2 separate regions of the Homo sapiens genome follow, and region 1 is linked to region 2. Evidence: read pairs that join two places in POLR2A ChIA-PET (ENCODE). Cell type or tissue: HepG2. All regions are shown on one strand. Links, peaks and the distances in the headings refer to the core of each region. The heading gives the core; the rest is flanking DNA.

Region 1 (6,725 bases), core at 1,404-6,403, 540 kb after region 2:
AGCAAGGGGCAGGTGGCCACAACTTGTCCTGCCTGTAGCTCCACCTCAGGGCAGGGGCAGGGCCTTGGTTTGTGCAGAACCCCCTGGCCCCACAGTGGGCGCTGAGTTTACGGAATCGGTCTTCATGATCAAAACCCACCGGGAGGCCGTCTGCGGACCGCGCACCTTCGCAGCGTGCTCCTCAGCGGACCCCAGCCTTCTCAATTCCCAGTTAAAACCCAGGCAGCTGCCTGCTCAAGCCACGATCAAGTGTACAGGGGAGACCGCCTGATCGGCTTAGAAAGAGTGCATGAACGACAGAATGCAGGTTGGGTTCTGTGCCAGTCCCTCTCCAGGACAGTGGTCTGGTGCACACTGGATGTAAGTTCCTTCCCCCGCTAGTTGGGGCACGGAAGACCCTAGCATTCCTGGTGGGTAGAAGGCTGGAAGTCGTTTCTCCTCCCCTAAGCAGGTTGAGAACCCCATCCTCACACAAGCAATGATCTCATCTCCACAACCTTCCACTCCTTTGGCCCCTCATTCCCACTACCCGTCTTGAGTTCTGGGAAGGCACCCCCCCCACCACTCCGCTTCTCCCCTGGACTCCCAGTGCCCTGACTTCTCCTTCTGGCCAGAAGCCAAGGCTGGCTCCCAAGGGGCTATGGCCATGGTCTCGTTCCCAGCCCCGCAGCCACCACTGTGGGAAAACACTAGAGCTGGGCTGTCCCCTCCCACAGGCAGGCAGGGACCACAAAAGTGGTGGCTGCCCTGGGATTGTGGGGGAGGCCCAGTCCAGCCTCCCTCCACCCAGAGAGCCTTCCCTCTTGGTACCCAGAAAGGCTTTAGCCCAAACATCTTAGCCCCATCAGAGCAATCGTTTCATTTTCTCCATTTTATTTGTCAATATAAAAATACTCAAATATTTACAACAAATAAATACGCGGGGACACAATAAGTTACACTGTTAGGAGCCCTCCTCCTAGGGCTGGAAGAGAGTATGCCATTGTCCACAGCAGGCCCACCCTCTCCCTTCTCTCCCCTCACACAGCCTTTCCCAGCCCTGTACAGGAAGAAGGCAAGTATAAAATACCACTGAACCCCGGGGCCAAGTGGGAGGCCCCACCCACCCTTCCCCCCAAACACACAGGAGGCTCCATCTCCCTCCCCCCACCCTGAAAACATTCACAGCCCTAGGAGCAGGACTAGGCCCACCCCAAGCCCTGCACTCCCTCTGAAGGGGCACAGCACCCTGTCCACCCCACCTCCATATGTACATCGCTGCCCGACACTCGGGGCAGTGGGGGTAGGAGAGACAAAGTGATACGACCCCTTCCCCTTCATAGCTCCAATGACTCACCAGGAGGACCCAGGCCAAGGGAAGACTTGACAGAAACAGGAAGGCTATGCCACAAGCGCGCACGCGCGTGCACACACACATACACACACACACAAACACATGTGCAAATACAGACAAACACACATCTTGAAACTTCTGCCTTGAAAAGTTTTGGCGGCTGGGGTCCCGCGTGTCTGTGATTCACAGAGAGGAGGAAGATGCCTTCTGCGAGGCTGGTGCCCTGGTGAGCCACACCAAGTGGCAGTGCCCGTGCTGAGCAGAGCAGGTCCTCATGGCCGGGTGGGTGCTGGGCAGTATCTGTCCCAGACAGAGCAGGTGCCCGTGCCATGTCCCTGAGGTAGCTGGTGCCTGTGCAAAAGTAGGAGCTACACCTCCCACGCTTCCCGCCGACGCGGTGGGGGTTCCCCTCATACTGATGACTCCTCGGGGTTGGAGTCGGGCAGTGGCTGGCGTTGCTGCAGTTTGCGTCTCAGTTCATCCGCGAGCTCAGGCAGGGGGTGCCCGAGCCCTCCCCGGTCCTCCCCTCCTAGTTGTAAGCGCACGTAACCATTGGCATTTGAGTTCCGCCCACCCCCCAGGTGAAGCCGAGTTGGAGAAGGCAGAGGCTGGCCTGGGATGCCTGGAGGTGGCGAAGGGGGCCCCCCACCGGGCTGGCACCGGGCATGCCCAGGTACTATCTTAAGGGAGCCATCTGAATAGTAGTAACCGACAGGATCCCAAAGTTTCTCATCTGGTTCAGGACAGGGCCGGAAGGGGGGACTGGTGGGCTCCTTGGGCAGCTCCAGGGGGTACACCAAGGTCCTCTCAGTAGCCTTGGCCCCTTTCTCCAGCTCTTCCCGCAGCCGCCGGCGCAATGACAGCACCAGCAGCAGCAGCACCAGGCACACAGCCCCCAGGGCCACCACCGCCAGCCACACCAGCCCCAGGTTTTCCAGGGGGGCCCGGGCCTCCAAGGTCACCGACGGGCCTGCCACGACAGCCACAAGGTAGCCTTCAGCAGCCAGCCGCGCCCCCTGCTCCTCTGAAAAGCAGTGGTAGGCCCCGGCATGGCGGGGCTGGGCAGCCATCACAACCAGGGCCTGGAGCCGGGCATCGTAGAGGAAGGACCCGGGCTGTTCCGCAGGCAGGTCCCGGCCCCCAAAGGTCCAGCGGGCATGGGCCAAGTTGGAGGAGAGGTGGCAGGGCAGCACCAGGTCTGTGCCCGCCACCACCGTGATGTTTTTGGGAGTGGGCCTGACTGTAGTGGCAGAGAAAACAGAGTGCATGTTAGTGCAGGAAAGCAGGGCTGGGGAAGAGGAGAACAGAAACTCCAGCTCTGGTCCAGGGCTCAGCCCGATGCGACGGGAATGAAAAAGCTCACCTTTCTTACTGCCACGGAGGTTGCAGATGCCTGAAGTGTCCGAGGTCATCACATGCTGGATCAGTAGAGATCTGGTAGGGGATGTAGGGTACATCAGCAGCCTGGCTCCAACCACCCTGAGTCCCTGGAGGTCCTGGCCTATGTAGAGCCCAACTCACCCAGAGTGGCCACCCACGGCCACACAGCGGCTGGTGTTGACGCTCCAGGCGCAATAGGGGTCCCGGGCGAGGACACAGTCTGCACAGGAGCGATACTTCATGCAGTCGGCCACGGGCAGCTGCACCAGCTGAGAGCGGGAGCCGGCAAAGAGCAGCTTCTGCGAGAAAAGCGGGGCGCAGGAGGGGGGTCGGCCAGGGCCACACCACGGGAGGGGCGGCCGGACCAGAACGCAGCATGGGGACAGCTTGGACTCCTGCAGGGGGCACAGCACGGGGCGCCAGAAGGAGGAACAAGGGAACAAGGCAGAGCTATAGTGCTGAAAAGGGAACTCTAAGAACCGCAGAACTCAGAGGGCTTACACAGGCCAGATGCAATCCTAAGCCCCTTATCGACGTGACGTTATTAGAAAGGGATGATGGGGCTGTGAGGCCAAAAAGTATAATCACACACACTCACACACACATAGTGCAGGAAATACATTTCAAGGCCCATCAGCCCTCACAACAGCAGCAGCATAACATAAGATGTTTTCCTGTTTCAACGGTGGATGCCAATCTGTGTGTTTATTCAACCACACACTTTCTTTCTGCCATTATTCCATGTTCTAGGGGACAATTTTGAGTCATAATAGCTGGTAAAAGGCAAACAAATCAAAGTTCAGGAGGTGTAGCAAACATGCCACAAGAGTATTGCACAAGGCAACTAGGAACAGCAGGTCATGCCTGGAATCCCAGCACTTTGGGAGGCTGAGGTGGGCAAATCACTTGAGGTTAGGAGTTCAAGACCAGCCTGGCCAACATGGTAAAACCTTGTCTCTACTAAAAATACAAAAATTAGCCGGCTGGCCAGGCGCAGTGGCTCACGCCTGTAATCCCAGCACTTTGGGAGGCTGAGTCGGGCGGATCGCAAGGTCAGGAGATCGAGACCATCCTGGCTAACACGGTGAAACCCCGTCTCTACTAAAAATACAAAAAATTAGCCAGGCGTGGTGATGGGAGCCTGTAGTCCCAGCTACATGGAAGGCTGAGGCAGGAGAATGGTGTGAACCTGGGAGGCAGAGCTTGCAGTGAGCCGAGATTGCGCCACTGCACTCCAGCCTGGGTGACAGAGCGAGACTCCATCTCAAAAAAAAAAAAAAAAAAAAAAATTAGCTGGGCATGGTGGCACGTGCCTGTAGTCCCAGTTACTTGGGAGGCCGAGGCAGAATTGCTTGAACCCGGGAGGTGGAGGTTGCAGTGAGCAGAGATCATGCCACCGCACTCCAGCCTGGGCGACAGAGTGAGACTCCATCTCAAAGAAAACAAAAACAAAAACAAAAAACCTTTAGCTGGGCATAGTGGCAGGCACCTGTAATCCCAGCTACTCAGGAGGCTGAGGCATAAGAATAGCTTCAACCTGGGAGGTGGAGGTTGCAGTGAGCTGAGATCGCGTCACTGCACTCTAGCCTGGGTGACAGAGTGAGACTCCATCTCAAAAAAAAACCAAAAAGAGTATTGCACAAGGGTATAATGCAAGCACTTCAGGGAAACAGTCACGGAAATGGGGGCTGGAAGGAAAACCACCATGGTGAGGGCATCATAAACATCTCACAGCCTGGGAGGTCTGGTCACAGGGGCATGGTCAGGGAAGAGGCCAGAGCCAGAACCACAGCACAGCTTGGAGGGTCTGAAAGAAACATGGGAGCAGTTGCCAAGGCTTGATGCTGGGAGCGCAGCCCCGTGACCTGGCTATATATAATGGCCCTGTGCAGTGCAGATTCCATTCTGTTTTCATTCTCGTTTCCAGGAACCCACCCCAAGTTAGGCAAGGTGTGCATCCACATGTGTGTGTGTTCCTAACTCTGCACTGGCCAAGCACATAGGCCCAACTGGGAGAAGCAGCCAGATGGAGAGAGTGAGATGGGATAGTGCTGGGGACAGTGGCAGATAGGGCCCAACTTACTACCTTGCTCTGAGATAGCACCAGGCTTCTCATGGGCTCCTGGTCAAACAGCTGCAGCTCCTCAATCAGGTGAACCCAGGGCCCCAGGCTCACAGCCTTGAGCAGCCAGCCGTCTCCTGGGGGGTGCAGAGGAGAAGGTGTAAATGAGAGGGCACAAGGCCGTGGGGCAGCTCCAAATCTCCCTGCCCTGGGCACACGGGCTTCTGCCCAGCCTTGAGCAGCCATGCCTGCATACCCATGCACCCACCTGTGCCAATGAACAGCACTGTATAGGTGGCTCCATCAAGTCCTGTAACCCGGTCGGCCACCAGGTGGGTGAAGTTGGTGCCCTTCTTCACGAGCAGGGGGCGGCTCCACCGAGGCCCCACCTGCTCCTCCATCAGCGGGTGCTTCTTGACGAAGTTGAGGATGTTGTCGGGTAGCTCCAGGGAGCTGGTGTAGCCGTGGCGCCGATGCCAGTTGTTAATGCACTGGGGGCAGGGTGTGGGGGGCAGGCCATCAGCAGGGTGGGATGGCACCGCAGCTGGGTGGGGAGATGCATCCCTGCCCTAGCACTCACCGAGCCAGGCCGAGGGCTGGGTACAGGGTCAGTGTAGCGGTCCCACTTCTGGGCTTCCTCATGGTACTCCTTATAGGGGCCCTCAAACACCCGCTGGATCTCTTCCAACTGGTACTCACAGATGGCCGACAGGTACATGTCACCCCTGTCACAGCGAGAGGGAGCCCAGGGTCAGGTACCCACCTTATCTCTTCCCACCCCAGCTAAGGGCAAGCAGCAGGAAGGCAGGGCCTGGCACAAACTGGCCATGGGTACCAGAATGCCCTGGCAGCTCAAGTGCCACCTGGCATGGGGCCCTGCCCCTTCACAGGCAGCTCTGAAAGGGGCAGGTGCCAGCATTCTCCTTGGCTTCTGGACACCTGGCTTCCGGGACTGCCTCTGAGGCCTGGTCCAGGCTCCCACCCATGCACCGTCCCTGACCTGAACCCCAGCTCCTCCCCACTCTGTGGGAGCCCTGGCCAACTCACCACTGTGCTTGAAAAACCCCAAAGAAGGTGGTGTTGTGCCAGGAGGTGTCCTGCAGGGTGTGCATCGCCTGCAGCTGGTTGAAGTAGAGCTGCCAGTTCGGGGCAGAGCATGCCAGCCGCGCCTTCAGGAACGTGGTCCACTTCCTCTGCAGGGTCCGTGCGCCCCCCATATCGCCCTGGCAGACGGCAAGGGGACACTGCCGGTCAGCCCCGCTGGGCCAGCAGGGCTCCCAGGGCCCACCGCTGTGAGACTCGGTACCTTGCAGACACGGGCCACACGAGCCACCACCTGCTCGGCATAGCAGTCGGACTCCACTGCCCGCTCCCTGAAGAAGAAGTAGACCTTGTCGTCGTCCCCCGTGAAGCTGCCCACACTCTCAGGTACATAGGCAGAGCCTACAAAGTGAGGTTCTGTGGGAAGGGGAGGAGGTCAGCAGGGAGGGGCTGGGCCCCGGGGGACCTCCCACCCATGGCTCCCACAGGCCCCCCGGTGGCTCACCGTTGAGCCAAAAGGCCAGGTACTCTGTCTTCATGGAGTGGTGGGGCCCCATGTTACGCAGGATAATGGGTTCCGTGCCCAGGAAGTTGTTGAGTGTGGCCGAGTACAGCTCACCATCTATGGGAGACAGAGGTCAGCTAGGCCACACATGAGGTATGGACACATCCGGCCAACACAGACCCAAGTGGAACCAAGCCCCAAGGACTCACCCAGCCTGCATGGGGGGCAGCCACTCACCCACAAGAAGGCCAGCATGGCCCTTAGCTGGGTCATAGGGACACTTGCCCTTCCCATCTTCAAACTCTCCATGCTCCAAAGTGAAGGTGAGCATGTTCTAAGGACAGAGAGAGAGGTGATGAGGAGATGCTTAAGGGCAGGGCTCTGTGGGCCACATCCACGAGTCC
Region 2 (6,394 bases), core at 1,395-6,394:
CAGTTTCTGTATGGAGTTTTTCATATTTATTATCAAGTTTTTAATTTCCAAGAACTCTTTCCAGACTCTCATTGTATCGGGTCCAAATACATCTTTCACAGTTATAAAACATTCAAATAAATATTTGTTGGGACGGAGCATGGTGGCCCACACCTGTAATCCTAGCACTTTGAGAGACTGAGGCAGGAGGATTGCTTGAGCCTAGGAGTTTGAGACCAGCCTGGGCAATATGGCAAAACCCTGTCACTATCAAAAATACAAAAATTAGCTGCATGGTGGTAAGCATCTTTAATCACAGCTACCTGGGAGGCTGAGGTGGGAGGATGGCTTGAGCCCAGGAAGTGGCAGTTACAGTGAGCTGAGGTCACACCACTGTACTCCAGCATAGGTGACAGACTCAGACCCTTTTTCAAATAAATAAATAAATAAATATTTGTTGAATGGAATGAACAAGTGATTGGGACAGATGGTAGACAGAATCTACTCATATCTTTCAAATCCCTATTTAATCAAGAGCACCTATGTTTTATCCTCCCAACAGTACAAGTGCTACATTGAGAGGAGAAAAACTATAAAGAAATATACAATAAGCAAATAATACACATTGATATGCTATTCAGATTTTTTTTCCATTTTGTGGAGAACGGGGTCTTGCTATGTTGCCCAGGCAGGTCTCAAACTCCTGAGTTCAAGCTATTTTCCTACCTCTGCCTCCTTAAGTGTTGGGATTACAGTGTGAGCCACCGTGCCCAGTGCTATTCTTTTTTTTTTCTTTCTTTTTCTTTTTTTTTTTTTTCTGAGACAAAGTCTTGCTCTTTTGCCCAGACTGGAGTGCAGTGGCACAGTCTCAGCTCACTGCAACCTCCGCCTCCTGGGTTCAAGTGATTCTTCTGCCTCAGCCTCCCCAGTAGCTGGGATTACAGGCACCCACCACTACACCCAGCTAATTTTTGTATTTTTAGTAGAGATGGAGTTTCACCATGTTGGCCAGGCTGGTCTTGAACTCCTGAGCTCAGGCAATCTGCCCGCCTCGGCCTCCCATAGTGCTGGGATTACAGGCATGAGCCACCGCACCCGGTCCAGATTTATTAAGCAATAGTGGTGCATTTCATGCACAGGTATCAGCTAGTCTAGTAATAATTCTCCTCCACAAATCATTGGGAAAAAGGCGGCAATTTTGTACTTTTCCTTTATGTTCAGAAGCATCAGCAATATACAACTCAATGTCTACACAGGTCTTTGTTACACAGCATGAGTCACAAAATGTTTGCCACCAGAGCAGGATAAGTTTTTGAGCTTGTAATAGCAAGAAACTGGTTTGAAGAAAATCTTGCAGTTATAAAATAAAGTGATTTTTTTTGAAATGTGTTGTTGAGAGAAGTGATTTGTCATGTAGTTATTTATTGTATCAGTTATTTTGCCTGGTTACCCTGATATCCCACCTCTAACCTCAAAACTAAACATTTTATTTGAGATCTGTTTATTTGCTTCTCTGATTCTTGGCCATATATCTAATTTCTACATCCTCTTGGTCAGGATTTCGTGTGCATCTTAAGCTTGCTTCCGGTAAGTTATCCCCAACTGCCAAACATCTTATACAAAAAGAAGGTACAGTCTCTATCCCACCGCAAACTCTCTCCTATTTCTCATAGCTGGATCATCCTGTCACTCACTCATTTCATAACACTTAGCACTTGCACACCAGGAATTAAGCTAGGTCTAATTTTGGTCTTTGCCCTTAAGGATCCCAGTGTGATGCTGTAAGGACCCAGTGAACACTGTTGAGCCCAGGAGCGAGGTGACTAATCCGTGAGCCAGGTGCTCTAAATATACAGTAAAGGGCCATTTAATTTTTGCACCAACCTTAAAAGAGAAGGACTTTTGTCGTCATGTTTGCCAGATTAGGAAGCTGAGGCTCAGGGAGGTTCGGAACCTTGCCGGACCGAGTTGGCAGGAGGCGAGACGAGGCTCTAAGCCCTGCTCCCAGAGCTCTTTCTCCCCCATCAAGCTGCGTCCACGCGGTTAGGAAGCATCGCTTGGGCCCTGGGGGATGGGCAGCGGCAAAGGAGAGCTTTTTCCTGTCCGCTCGGGGAAGAGCGCCCAGGGGAAAGGGGTTGTGGGTCCCGGCACGCGGCACTACGCTCCCCGTCCCCCGCCTCGTCTTTCTTCGGCTCGGCCCGTGGGGCTTCCGCCGCCCTGGGCTTGCAGCTGGGACTCATTTCCAGATCGGTCGAAGGCAGGTCTTCCTTCTAGGGACCGGTAGCTCAGAGGAAGGACCGGCGGCAACCGCTGCCCTGTCCGAAAGTGCGTCTCCTTTTTCATTCCGAAATGAAATTCGTAGTTGGTTAAAACGGGGCTTGCCAGCACGATTTACAAACAAGACGAGCGCTCGCTGCAATCACATGAGGAGAAAAGGAAAGGACTAATTCATAATGCGGTCACTAGAGCCTCGATGTGCCCAGGGGAGCGCCCGCCGAGCGCCAGCGGGAACAGCGCATCGCGGACGCTGCAGGGAGTGTGGCCCCTCCGCAGGCGCGTGCACAGGCTCGCATTCTGGAGGGCAGCGCATCTCAGCCGTGCGCCCGGTCCTTGCCACCCCAAACTCCGGCAGCGAACAACGCGTCCTGGGGGCGGCCCCGCGGCTGCTCTTGGAGGCGGCGGAAAAGGCGCGTCCGCGGCTTGGGGGACGGAGGCGGGGTCGGGGGCGAAGGGAGGCGGCTCCTGGGGCCCAGAAAGCTGGCGAGGATGAGGAACCTCCCCCCACCTCCACTCCCAGCTCTCCGAACCGTGAAGACACTGCCCCGGCGCAAAGCGTCTCTAGCGGTCCTAGGCGCACCTGTTTCTGTAGAAAACGTGTTTTGTGCTCACGAGGCACACGAGGGAGGGCTTTGGGCACACAGCCCATTCATACGCTGGACACTGCATGTTTATTTTTGTGAAAAGAATACCTCCTTATTGCTAGACACCTGCAATCAATCCCTCCACCCTCAGAAGATCACTGTAAACATTTAGGGATCCACCCTTTGAAACTTTTCCGAGGCATGTGATGCACAGACACACACACATAATGGGAGTAAGCCATAGCATGTTCTTTTTTTTTTTTTTTTCTTTTTTTGAGAAGGAGTTTTATTCTGTTGCCCAGGCTGGAGTGCAGTGGTGCGATCTCAGCTCACTGCAACCTCCACCTCCCGGATTCAAGCGATTCTCCTGCCTCAGCCTCCTGAGTAGCTGGGATCACCGGCATGCACCACCACGCCCAGCTAATTTTTTTTTTTTTTTTTTGTATTTTTAGTAGAGACGGGGTTTCACCGTGCTGGCCAGGCTGGTAGCTGGGATCACAGGCATGCACCGCCACACCCAGCTAATTTTTTTTTTTTTTTTTTTGTATTTTTAGTAGAGACGGGGTTTCACCATGCTGGCCAGGCTGGTCTCGAACTCCTGACCTCAGGTGATCTGCCTGCCTCGGCCTCCCAGAGTGCTGGGATTACAGGCGTGAGCCATCGCGCCTGTCCAGCAACCACTTTTAAAACAAATCCTTAACCATGAACACACATTTTTAAGCATATGGTTTTACAGATGCTGGTGAAAATGGGGAGAAAAGGGAACTCTGATATGCTGTTGGGTAAACTAGCACAGCTGCTATGGAGAATAACATGGAGGTTCCTCAGAAAACTACAAGTAGAACTACTCACATGATCTAGCAATCCCATTACTTAAAATCTATCCAAAGGAAAGGAAATCATTATATCAAAGAGAAATCTGCACCCTCATGTTTATAGCTGCACTATTCAGAATAGCCAATATGGAATTGACCTATGTGTCCAACAATAGATGAATGAATAAGGAAAACGTGGTATATGTACACAATGGAATGCTATTTGGCCATAAAAAAAAATGAAATCCTGTCATTTGCAGCAACTTGGATGGAATTGGAGGATATTAAGTGAAATAAGCCAGGCACAGAAAGATAAACACCACATGTTCTCAGTCACATGTGGAACCTAGAAAAAGTTGATGTAATAGAAGTAAAAGGTAGAACAGAGGATGCTAGAGGCTGGGAAGGGGAGGGGAAGGTGGTGATAGGGAGGGATTTGTTAAAGGATTCAAGATTATAGCCAGATGGGAGGACTAAGTACTAGGGTTTCACACCACTGTAGGTTGACTACAGTTAACAATAATAGACCAGGCATGGTGGCTCATGCCTGTAATCCCAGCACTTTGGGAGGCCAAGGTGGGCAGATTGCTTGAGCTCAGGAGCTCGAGAACATGGTGAAACCCCCACTCTACTAAAATACAAAAAAATTGCCGGGCTTGGTGGTGTGTGCCTGTAATCCCAGCTATTTGGGAGGCTGAGGCAGGAAAACTGCTTGACCCAGGAGGTGGAGGTTGCAGTGAGCTGAGATGGTGCCACTGCACTCCAGCCTGGGTGACAGAGCAAGACTCCGTCACACACACACACAAAATAATAATAGTAATAATATATAGTTTCAAATAGCTAGAGGGAGGATTGAACCTTCCCAACACAAAGAAATGATAAATGTTTGAGATGATGGATATGCTAATTACCCTAATCTGAAATTATACATTGTATGTATGAAACATGACTGTGCACCCTATGAATATGTACAATTATTATTTGTTAATTAAAATAATACAACTTTAAAACACATGGTCTTAAACATTATCGTTTTTGCACACTCTGAAGCATATATTTTGCATCCTGACATCATGTCATAAGTGAAAAGATAAGAGACTTTCATTATTACTGCTCCAAATGCATGAATGCTCAATAACCTGTGATCTATTTTTCATAATTCACATTTATAAAAAGTAACTTTGGAACTTCAGTCATTGTCAGCTAGCAGACAGTTTTTCCTGCTCCACAATTAAATAAGTCAGTATTCTTGGAAGTATTGTACAAGTTGTTTGGGAGCTCCCTACACATTGCCACTGGATAAGAAGACCTGAAACCCAGCCATGTGTGATGGCTTACACATATAATCCCAGCATTTTGGGAGGCCGAGGCGGGCAGATCACCTGAGGTCAGGAGTTCGAGACCAGCATGGCCAACATGGTGAAACCCCGTCTTTACTAAAAATACAAAAATTAGCTGGACATGGTGGCATACACCTGTGGTCCCAGCTACTCAGTAGGCTGAGGCAGGAGAATCACTGGAACCTGGGGCGGGTAGGCTGCAGTGAGCCAAGATGGTGCCACTACACTCCAGCCTGGGTGACAGAGCGAAACTCTTTCTCAAAAACAAACAAACAAATAAAAACCCTGAAACTTGTCTTTCAGCAGAGGGATTTTAGTGAGTTAGTATCAAGGGGTCATCACTTCCTTTTCTTCTTGGATAGCTGACACAAGACAGGAAGACTAAGGGCTCTTTCTGATATCTGAAGATCCCTTTCAGGAAACCCATTCTGTTGTGTTTCTTAAGGTGTGATAAAGCTTGTCCAGCCTCCACACCGTATAAAGTTCTCCTTTATACACCCATGTATCAGCAGAGCTGCCCTGTAGGTAGGATTCTTACTCCCACGTGGCCAGTGAGTAGCAAGCAAGGCCCCAAGTAAGGTCTTTGGGTGCTGTCTGTTCTTTCATGAGAGTCACTTTGATATGAGAAAGGGGTTGGGGAAAGATGCCTGAGTCTGGGCGTGGGCTGGGAGGGAAGCACATTTAGGGTGCTGAAACCACATCTTATTTCGTGTGCCATTTTGCTCAGGGCCAGCCCGAAGTGAGAATGGCTTTTCTCGGTCAATTCCTAGTTTTGCCACCATCATCCTTACACCCGAATCCTAGTAAGTCTGTTCTCCACTGAACTGAGCTGAGTGCAGCTGACAGCAGGCACGGCGGTGCCCCATTTGCCACCCCAGGGAGGCCGAGCAGCGGAGAGTGTGTGGCCACGGCCCCTCCACTCTCCCAGCAAACCCACGGGGGCCTCGGTGCGGACAGAGACCCGGTGTGGGGAGGCCGCTGCCCCTGCACGCTGGGCCACGGGGGTTTGGGCGGGGAGGAGCTTGTACTGGGTGGGCGGGGAGGAGCCCGGACGGCGGGAGCGGCTGCGGCGCGCGGGCGCCCTCGGAGCCGCGTGCTGGGGGTCGTAGGGGCCCACCGCGCTCAGCCAGACGTTCAGACGCTCGGACAAGCATGGTCTATAACCCAGGAAAGGGGAGCAGGGCCACTCCCGCGGGCGGCCCCAGCGATGAACCGGACGCCCCCACCCTGCCGGGAAAAAAGCAGTGGCGGTCAGGCCGCGCTGTCTCTTTAAGATCGTGTTCCTACTAACACTGACGGTGAGTAACCTGGCCCTGGGTCCCGGGAGACATCCCGAGGTAGGATGGGCCCTTGGCCTCCTACGGATAGGCGGGTGAGAGTACAAATCTCTGGGCGTGGA

Evidence for each region. ChIA-PET counts read pairs that join two places held together with the same protein. Peaks named below come from ENCODE experiments on the same cell type or tissue, not always from the same donor. Only the 100,000 strongest peaks of a DNase experiment are listed, where the experiment ranks them.
Region 1: POLR2A ChIA-PET joins it to region 2 with 7 read pairs; 4 of 35 experiments call an interaction of 5 or more read pairs at or near these places.

What each region holds. Positions count from the first base shown.
Region 1 is chr2:96,858,883-96,865,607 of GRCh38, forward strand. It overlaps SEMA4C (semaphorin 4C), which reads right to left. Exons shown (of 15, transcript NM_017789.5): 6 at 6,559-6,655; 7 at 6,322-6,438; 8 at 6,082-6,233; 9 at 5,823-5,998; 10 at 5,356-5,500; 11 at 5,044-5,266; 12 at 4,800-4,912; 13 at 2,855-3,012; 14 at 2,697-2,767; 15 at 836-2,573. The coding sequence ends at 1,744. Among named protein-coding and RNA genes, the nearest start is that of ANKRD39, 4.2 kb to the left of the region's middle. In HepG2, for the core only: no CTCF peak of the experiment used is centred there; a DNase peak (open chromatin) is centred at 3,489.
Region 2 is chr2:96,319,273-96,325,666 of GRCh38, forward strand. It overlaps ITPRIPL1 (ITPRIP like 1), which reads left to right and starts at 6,045. Exons shown (of 3, transcript NM_001008949.3): 1 at 6,045-6,293. RefSeq lists silencers at 330-399, 2,613-2,872, 5,960-6,209 and enhancers at 1,553-1,662, 6,232-6,394. In HepG2, for the core only: a CTCF peak has its summit at 2,834; no DNase peak of the experiment used is centred there; H3K4me3 peaks cover 2,831 bases; H3K27me3 peaks cover 2,670 bases.